Linked DNA regions of Homo sapiens: region 1 is linked to region 2. The links are chromatin contacts, found by Hi-C or POLR2A ChIA-PET in ENCODE. All regions are on one chromosome and are shown on one strand. The core of a region is the stretch at or near the end of the contact, and the rest is flanking DNA. Distances in the headings are between cores, read along the strand shown. Region 1 has its middle 14 kb from the start of PHF19. Region 2 holds the start of MEGF9 (multiple EGF like domains 9).

Region 1 (4,338 bases), core at 739-3,238, 180 kb before region 2:
ACATTCAGTCATCTCTGAGTGCACCTCCTGTGCACTGCATGACGTGTGCTTTCTAAAGCATGCGTGCATCTGTCAAGCAAAAGGTCAAGGAACCGTTCAAAGATGAATTTGCTCACTTAAGTGATGACCAGGAGAGGGATCAGTCAGGGCTGGGAAGCTTGCAGAAAACTGCCAGAGGCTTCCAGAAAGGGAATGTACAGGGCTAGGGCTAGAGATTGGATGACGGGGGCAGACAGGACAGGGTCTTTAGCACATAAGCATGCTGAGAGGGGAGTGATGGGGCAGCCACACTCAGACAGGGAGCCACCTGCCATCACTGCTATAATCAGAGGGGCCCTGGTGTGGAGGGGAGCAGAGACCTGGGACAAGGAGCTGAGGGAATCGAGAGCTTCTGGAAGGCCTCCCCATTTTATTGACCCAGTGAATCCATGTGGTTTCTCTGTCACACTCTAGCTGGCTTGAGCAAAGGGAGAGCGTCCTCACTCATGTTGCACACATTACTGCCTTTACTAAGTCATTTAACAATGACATTCATAGATGAGGGTATTTCTGGTGTTGAAATAATCACAGCTGCCACTTATTAAGTGCCTGTTACATGCTAGGCACTTTACATCATCTTACTCAATCCTCCCAGCAACTCTGATAAGGTGGCACTGAGATTGTCCCCATTGTACAGACGAGGAAACTGAGGCTAAGAGAGGTTAGTCAGCTTGGCTAAGGTCCCAGTCGCTAGGAAATGGCAGGGCTATTGTCTTTCCATCTCTAAACTGCTGCTTTCCACTCTACCATCCTGCCCTCATTTCCTGAACACCTGCTCTGTGCAAGGCCCTGTGTGCAACCACAAAATGAATCATTCAAGTAGTCATGTATTCAATAACCCTTTTTTTCAGCACTTACTATTTTTATGGGCTTATTTATTTATAGCATGCCTTATTTCAGAAAGCACTTAACTTCTTTATTTGATATACAAGCATAAAATTTTACAGGAGTGGTCATGTGACAAGCATCAAACGAAAAACAGAAGTTGGAAAGGTCAGAAGCACCCAGGAATGACAGGTATACAAGTGTGGACCTTGAGGTCCTATATGCCATGGGGACAGGCCACAAATTGCCCTCTGACCTTTCTAGCAGCTAAAACTTGATCCCACGCAATTCAGTGTCCATAAGACACTGGCACACCATTGCTGAGGCAAATCAAAACTCTATTAGGCCCTGAGACCTGAGAGGTATTTTTTTAGAGAGTTGGCATGAAGAGAACACTGTTAAACGTGAGGAACAATGTCCCCAAACAGCCTCCCAATTGCACGTACGGCACAAGTCTCAGGGGCCGTTTCCTGTACCCGCTCCCCACCGCCTCCCCACTCCTACTCCGTGCTGGCCCAAGTCCCATAGCAGGAAAACAGCTCAAAAAAGAGAGAGCCGAGACAAGGCCAGGCAAGCACACCACCCTCTAGCTTCATCCACGTGTGGGGTTTGCCGCAAACATTGGTAATAGATGCTAAATTCAGGTCCCAGGTAAGTTTTGTTTGGTCTGAGCTGTGTACTTAAATGGCTTGAATTAGTTGTCAGCTTTAAACAAGTTTCACCTTTTTAAAAATTCAGATTTTTGGCATTCTCTTTTTAAAAAAGAGGGACTTGACAACATGGGGCCCACATTCCCAAAGGACAAGAATTTGCTAGAGCCAGTCGTTTTCCAGTCCCCGCATGGTCCCCTGGAGGCCTTTCTTTGCTTTGAACTTTCCTACCTGGCTCTGCAAGGCGTCAGGGGTTTGCAGCCTGTTTTAGGATGTTTTGAGCCCTGGCACATTTGTGTGCAGAAGGATCACCAGGAGACTTGTTTATAGCACAGGGTCCCTGGTCTGGCTCCTTGGATTTGGGGTGGGGCTCAGACAGGCATCCTTCTACCAGGTGACTGTGATGCTTCCGTCTCTCCTAACAAGCACGGAAGACTGGGTGGGGCCTGTGGGGGACTATACAGCTGCTCAATGCTACTGACTCAGATAAACAGATGACTAGTTTTCTTTCAACACAACAAATATGGCAAATATAGTGGGGTTCCGAGTTCAAGGTTATACTCCCCGAGGTGCCTGGAGTGCAGCTCCTCTAAGTGGCTGGGTGGGTCTTGAGTCGTGTGCTGTAAATTATGGTGGCGCTCCACCTGGGCTGCACCTTGAACCACCCGGGGAGCTTTTCAACCCACACTCTTCACCCCATGCCTAGGCCACATCCAGGCCAATCAAACCAGAGTCTCTGAAGATAAGAACACAGGCATCAGCATGTTAAGGTTCCCGGGGTGATCCCAAAGTACGGCAGGTGTGCGGGCTTAAGATTGAGCAAGGTTCTCTAGGCCAATACCTTCTCTAGATATTGACTGTAGCTGGACCAAGTTCCTCAGAGAGGGGAGGGGAGGGAAGGAGAGGAGAAGAAGGGGAAAGGAGGGGAGAGGAGGGGAGAGAAGGGAAGAGGGCGGGAGAGGCAGATGAGTAAATGGATCCTTACACTAACTGTGATGAGCAGAAACCCAGGCGCTCTGGGGCATGAGCAGGGATACCTAACCCAGCCCTGGGGGCTCAATCTCTCCCCACCCCTGCAGGAGAGGCTTGGGGTGAGTTTTGGGAATAAGGACCATCCAGCCACATGACGAAGGGGAAGGAAAATCCCCATCAAGGCAAAAACACAGTCCAAGGCTCTGAGGCCCAAATTCCGGGGAGAGGGGTGAAGGTTGTTTGTCGCACCTGGGTTAAAGGGTGGGGGTGGAGAGTAGGAGAAGAGGCTACACAGGTGAGAAGGTGTCAGATCACAAAGGGCCTTGTATGCCAAACTAAGAAGACTGAACTTGACCATGAAGTTAGGCAGACCCTCTGGAGAGTTTTAAAGCAAGGAGTCGTGTGGATGAACAAACCTGTGATGGGCTGGGGTTACCAAGGAGGGCTTCCTGGAGGAGGTCAGACTTGAGCTGAGGGAAGGATAGGATTTGGAGAGCTGACATTCTGATGAGCGGCTTCGGTTAAAGCTCACAAAAACCCTTCCCTCCCCCATGCCCTTTGAAATCATTTGAATCAAAGATTGCGTGTGTTAAAGACATGTTTGTCTGTTATCTGAAAGCTGTGGTTTCTCTTTAACAGATTCAGGGCCTCATCCTTTGACTCGGAACCAGGAAGGAATTAGGAGCGAGTCCTCCTGCCCAGAGAGCTAATTACTGAAATTCAGTGGCCTCACCAGGGCGAGTGGCGTCACCGGCCTGCATCCCCCAACAGCTCCTAATTTCTAACTGGTCAAAGTTAGACATTTCAGTACATTTTTATGGGCTGCCCAAAGCCAGCTGGAAGCTTTTTTTCCATAAACTCTCCCTGAGACAAGTAGCCAGGTTTCACATATTAAAATGAAAACGTCAAAAGCGTTAACAGGAAAAAAAAAAAAAAAAAAAAAAGCAGGCTCATTTGTGAGGCCTCAGCTCACAAAACCTGAATCAGGGTCCAACAGCATCTGCCTGTTTTTATTCTGCAAAGCTGAGATCAAGTTAAAAGGATGATGATAATCACTTGTTTATCTATTCACTCAGCAAACACTTATGGGACATTTACTGGGTGCCAGGTCTTGAACTGGGCACTGAGATGAGAAGCTGCCTGAGGCATGATGGTCCCATCCCACTGCCCTCCAGGGCTCAAAATACTTTATAGTTTACAAAGTGTTTTCACATGCAATTTTGTGAGCTGTGGGTGCCATTATTATCCACATTGCTTAATACATGGCAGAACCTGACCTTAGGTTGTCCAAGTCCAGATTCTAAGTCCAAGTCCAGTCCAGATCCTAGAGCCTGTCCACTCTTTCCTTCCTTCCTCTCTTTCTTTCTTGTTAGTTCTTTCTTTTTCTTTTTCTCTTTTTTCTTTCTCTTTCTTTCTTTCTTCCTTTCTTCTTTCTCTTTTCTTTCTTTCTCTCTCTCTCTCTTTCTTTTTTTCAAGACAGGGTCTTGCTCTGTCACCCAGGCCAGAGTGCAGTGGCACAATCATGGCTCACTGAAGGCAGCCTCAACCTCCCAGGCTCAATTGATCCTCCCAACTCAGCCTCCTGAGTAGCTGGGACTACAGGCGCCTGCCACCACACCAGGCTAATTTTTTAATTTTTCGTAGAGGCAGGGTTTCGCCATGTGGCCCAGGCTGGCCTTGAACTCCCAGGCTCAAAGGATCTTCCTACCTCGGCTTCCCAATTCCTGTGCTGGAATTACAGGCATGAGTCACTGCGCCCAGGCTACCTTGGTCCTTTTTTTTTTTTTTTTTTGAGATGGAGACTTGCTCTGTCGCCCAGGCCAGAGTACAATGGCATGATCTCAGCTCACTG
Region 2 (4,660 bases), core at 1,336-3,835:
TGTAATCCCAGCACTTTGGGAGGTCTAGGCCGGAGGATAACTTGAGCTCAGGAGTTCGAGACCAGCCTGGCCAACATGGTGAAACCCCGTCTGTACTAAAAATACAAGAATTAACTGGGCCTGGTGGCAAGTGCCTGTAATCCCGGCTACTCGGGAGGCTGAGGCAGGAGAATCGATTGAACCTGGGAGGCGGAGGTTGCAGTGAGCCAAGATCACCCCACTGCACTCCAGCCTGGGCGACAAGGGTGAAACACTGTCTCAAAAAAAAAAAAGTGGGGGGGAAAACTGAGGCTCAGAGAGGTGAAAGGTTTCCTCCAAGGTCACAGAGTTGGCAGTCATGACCCAAGTCTGTCTGACTCTAAAGACACAAGCTCCTCCCACAAGCACGACAAGACCTCAATTAATTCAATTTAACCAGCATGGGTTGGCACTTACATGTGTTGCCCCTGCTAGGTTCTCAGAACAGGGAGAACATCTGACGTAAGAGACAGACACATAAATAACAAGTTCTAGTATTAAGGCTGATGCATGCCTATGAGAAGTAATAAAGCCATGTGGGCAATACAATTTATCCTGTTGTATATATTTCTGAAAGCCATCCTTAATCCTTTTAGGAAGAGGCAACGGAGAGGTAGATTGGTAGATCAGGGCTGTAATCAATGCATAAACAAGGGGTGGTGGGGAAATGAGAAGGGAGAGATTAATTCCCACTCAAATCCAGGAATGTCTTTTAGAGAATGTGACATTTTGGTTGGGGTTTGAAGGGCCAGGGAGGGTCAGCAAGGGAATATGGGGGACTGGCATGACCTGTCCACCCTCCCAAAGCAAAGTAAAAATAGAACCTTGGTTAGTGCTTGCTAAATATTGGTCCTGAAGACAGAACACTCACATTCTCCCTCATTCCCGCTGTCTTATATACATAGACCTATCAAGACACACCCATAGATAACCACAAATGCAAAAACACAGAAAATACACAAAAACACACACCAGTACACATGCACAGATTATTAAGACACAATATATGAAAATAGATACTAGCTCCCATACTCATAAACTCACACAGATACATACAACACTCATACACACAGACTCACAAACATGTTTATGCATTCATACACAGCCTCCCCCACCCACTACTCATGCAGGAAAATAAATGCATGCTTTAATTAACATACACGGGTTCACACATAAATCTCATCCTGCTGGTCTGGTTGAAGACCAATGACTAATGGGAAACCATGCACAAAGCCAAACATCACGTAGGGGAGGCCGGGATTGGGTTAGCAGTGGGGCTTGAATTAAGCCCCATCAGATGACAAACCCGCCCTGCCTGGCTTCCTCTGGAAGCTGCTGAGCCGAAGCAGCAGCGCCTGACCTAGCTCTGGATCCTGGGCGGATGATGCGAGGCTGCGTGCCCGAATTCCAGCTTGATTCAGGGTTTAGTGTCATCCAGGGTCAAGCTCGGCTATTAGCCCCACCCCAACCCCTGCAACCAGCCGGAGGCTCTGGGGGCACTGAAGGGCTGTGGCCTGGGGCTGCTTTCTAATCCTGGGCTTGCCCTGGCGCAAATGCTGAGAATAGTTAGCATTAATGAGGGTTACAACAGTGGGCCAGGCTCTGGGCTAAGCCCTTTACGTCCATGACTTAATTCTCACAACAGCTCTGTGAGGGGGGTGGGGGGTGAGGGGTGTCCTATCATCTCCATTTTAGTGGTGAAAAAACCGCGCTCAGGCCACAAAACCATTCAGCAAAAGACATCAAGTTGAGGTTCAACCCTGTCTGATCCTATTCTTCCCGGGGTTTAGGTAAGTGTGCTTGCGAGCCTGTCTCCTCCACGCAGGAAGCTTGCACCTTCTGCCCTCAGGGGTCTCCACCGCCCGGTCCCGCCCCCTTGTCCAGTCTGGCACAACACCTGGCCCACAGCAGGTTTCTGGTGAGGGCGTGGGTCTCGGTTCAGGGAGGCCCTCAGCAAGGGCCTCAGCTTCCCCATCTCTGAAATGGGAATGGCGGCAGAGACCTCGCAAGGCTGCGACCAGGCTCTCTGGAGCAGCAGAGGGCATGCCAAGCTCTACATCGTCGCTGCCGCTGCCCTCTCCCATCGCGGGGTTCCCGCGCGGTCCCCGCCCGAGCTGGGGTGCGGCGCTGGCGCCCCATTGTTCAGGAGGGCGGGGATGCTCCCGAGTGCTGATTCCACCCCCCGCTCGTGCTCGCAGCCCGGTGGAGCAGATGACTAGGCCCGGCGTCTGCCGCGCGGGGCGCATCCTTTGTCTGCTCCGCGGCGCCCGGTGCCCGAGGCCCGCGCCCCACTCTTTGGGCAGACAAAGCCGGGGCCGCCGCGAGCCCGGCGGGCTAGAGCTGGGCTCGCACCACCCTTCTCCCGCCTCACGGACCGCCCCCTCTCCTGGACGTCCTCTGATTGGCCTACGGGGCTACAAAGAGGCCGGGAAGCGGGCGGATCACGTGGGCGACTGTGGCTTCCCATTGGTTAGGCGCGGCTGCCAATCGAGGAGGGCGGGCGGTCCGCGCTCGGTCCGGTCGCTCCCTCCGCGCTGGGGCCCGCCCGCGGGGCCGGCCGCCTGTCAGAGGGAGGTGGCGATGGTGCGCCCGGTGGCGGTGGCGGCGGCGGTTGCGGAGGCTTCCTTGGTCGGATTGCAACGAGGAGAAGATGACTGACCAACCGACTGGCTGAATGAATGAATGGCGGAGCCGAGCGCGCCATGAGGAGCCTGCCGAGCCTGGGCGGCCTCGCCCTGTTGTGCTGCGCCGCCGCCGCCGCCGCCGCCGCCGTCGCCTCAGCCGCCTCGGCGGGGAATGTCACCGGTGGCGGCGGGGCCGCGGGGCAGGTGGACGCGTCGCCGGGCCCCGGGTTGCGGGGCGAGCCCAGCCACCCCTTCCCTAGGGCGACGGCTCCCACGGCCCAGGCCCCGAGGACCGGGCCCCCGCGCGCCACCGTCCACCGACCCCTGGCTGCGACTTCTCCAGCCCAGTCCCCGGAGACCACCCCTCTTTGGGCGACTGCTGGACCCTCTTCCACCACCTTTCAGGCGCCGCTCGGCCCCTCGCCGACCACCCCTCCGGCGGCGGAACGCACTTCGACCACCTCTCAGGCGCCGACCAGACCCGCGCCGACCACCCTTTCGACGACCACTGGCCCGGCGCCGACCACCCCTGTAGCGACCACCGTACCGGCGCCCACGACTCCCCGGACCCCGACCCCCGATCTCCCCAGCAGCAGCAACAGCAGCGTCCTCCCCACCCCACCTGCCACCGAGGCCCCCTCTTCGCCTCCTCCAGGTGAGTCCGGCGCTCCCTCTCGGGCAGGACCCGTCCTCACCTCAGCCCCGGCAATCTAGGGTTGGGCTCTTGCCTATAATTTATCGTTTGTTACCCCAAAGACACCCCAGGTTCCGGCTCCCGAGGGGGGATCCCAGGTCCAGCTAGTCTCCCTCCCGCCCCCGATCAATCTGGAAAGTCTTTTGTCCCCCGTGGGCTGTGCTCCCTCGGGAGGGGGTGGCTGCTGGGTGGAAGGCATCTCATCTTCTTCCCAACAGGGCTTTCTGGCCTTTTTCAGAGACCAGAATGGGCGCAAACTTTTGGGTTGGGTTCGCGCACCCAGCCTCTCTGCCTGGGTTATTTGGGGAAGTTTGAAAGCCCGCATAGTACCTCCTTCAACCACTGGGTCAAAAGCTGAGGGTAAGGAATTCCTCCCAAAGCTCCAGTTTCCCTGTTCATTTCTTCTTGTTTATGTAAATATCAGATGTGTGTGTATGACAGGTGGAAGAGAGGTAGTGAGAGGATTTTGTTTACAAACAGTAGTATGGACCACTTGAGGGCAAAAAATAAAAACAAAAAAGGCATTGTAATCCATGTTGTCCCTGCAAATAAGTGGATTCAGTAGGTCATTTGGGACAGGTGTGTATCTAGGCTGAGCACATTTACAAATTAGGTTAAATCTCTTCCTCGCACCATTTTTTTCTTCCACAATTATAAGGTCAACATGTTTGGCCAAATACACCATTTAAGCAAGGATGCCTATTTTTGTCTCCTTAAGCCAGGATGTTCAACTTTGCTGATGCTGATATATGCCAATTTCTGTTTGAGCCCACGTAGAAAAGGCTTTTCTTGCTGAAGTCTTCAAGCAAAGTTAAAGACAACTCGTATTCTTTCCCCGTTTAAATCTTAAGTGGGCCTAGGACTAAAACAAAACAAAACAAAAGCCTACTTTGTCAGAACGTTTGGACAAAAGTTTCTGAATTGTCTTGCTTTGAGTTGGGGTGGAGGTTTGTCCAAATCCTTTGTCTAGCTGGGTCTCTGACCTAAATCTTAGGCTTAGTGATTTACTGTGGAGTCAGGTATGGACTTTGGACTATAATTGAGTGTGTAGAGAATTTTCCCACATGGTTATGAACCTTAATACAGTCTTGATCCTTGGGTTGGAGCTTGGCAATGACATAAGTAGGATTATTCACCCATAAAAAGCCAAGTGTGCATCTCTTCCAGCTTCAAGGAATGCATTAGCTAGCTGGGTTTTACCTGTAACCCCTTTTGGCTTTCATATAGAGAGATTGACATATTACTGAGAGACAGGAAGCATAGTGGTTGAGAGTATGGACTCTGGAGTTTATTCTTAGGTTTGAATCCTAGCTCTTCCCCTTGT

Evidence for each region. Hi-C counts contacts between places; a loop is a spot of excess contacts on that map. ChIA-PET counts read pairs that join two places held with the same protein, here RNA polymerase II (POLR2A). Pooled maps may share reads with other maps.
Region 1: a loop to region 2 is called in a map with no recorded cell type, with 12 times the contacts of the local background. The contact joins the enhancer-like site here to the promoter of MEGF9 in region 2. A Hi-C loop is called at or near these places in 2 of 37 single-sample maps with no recorded cell type and 8 of 50 pooled maps. POLR2A ChIA-PET finds 5 or more read pairs at or near these places in 5 of 52 experiments (CD4-positive, alpha-beta T cell, CD8-positive, alpha-beta memory T cell, activated CD4-positive, alpha-beta T cell and 1 more).

The regions. Positions count from the first base shown.
Region 1 is chr9:120,889,366-120,893,703 of GRCh38, reverse strand. It overlaps a transcript of PHF19 not described here. Among named protein-coding and RNA genes, the nearest start is that of PHF19, 14 kb to the right of the region's middle. RefSeq lists an enhancer at 864-1,083. Within about 2 kb of position 1,988, at least 10 of the 41 ENCODE cell types and tissues checked have a DNase peak (open chromatin) inside an H3K27ac peak, as active enhancers do; they include CD4-positive, alpha-beta T cell, where a contact is called at or near this core.
Region 2 is chr9:120,712,395-120,717,054 of GRCh38, reverse strand. MEGF9 (multiple EGF like domains 9) reads left to right here and starts at 2,585. Exons shown (of 6, transcript NM_001080497.3): 1 at 2,585-3,297. The coding sequence starts at 2,697. RefSeq lists a silencer at 2,048-2,897.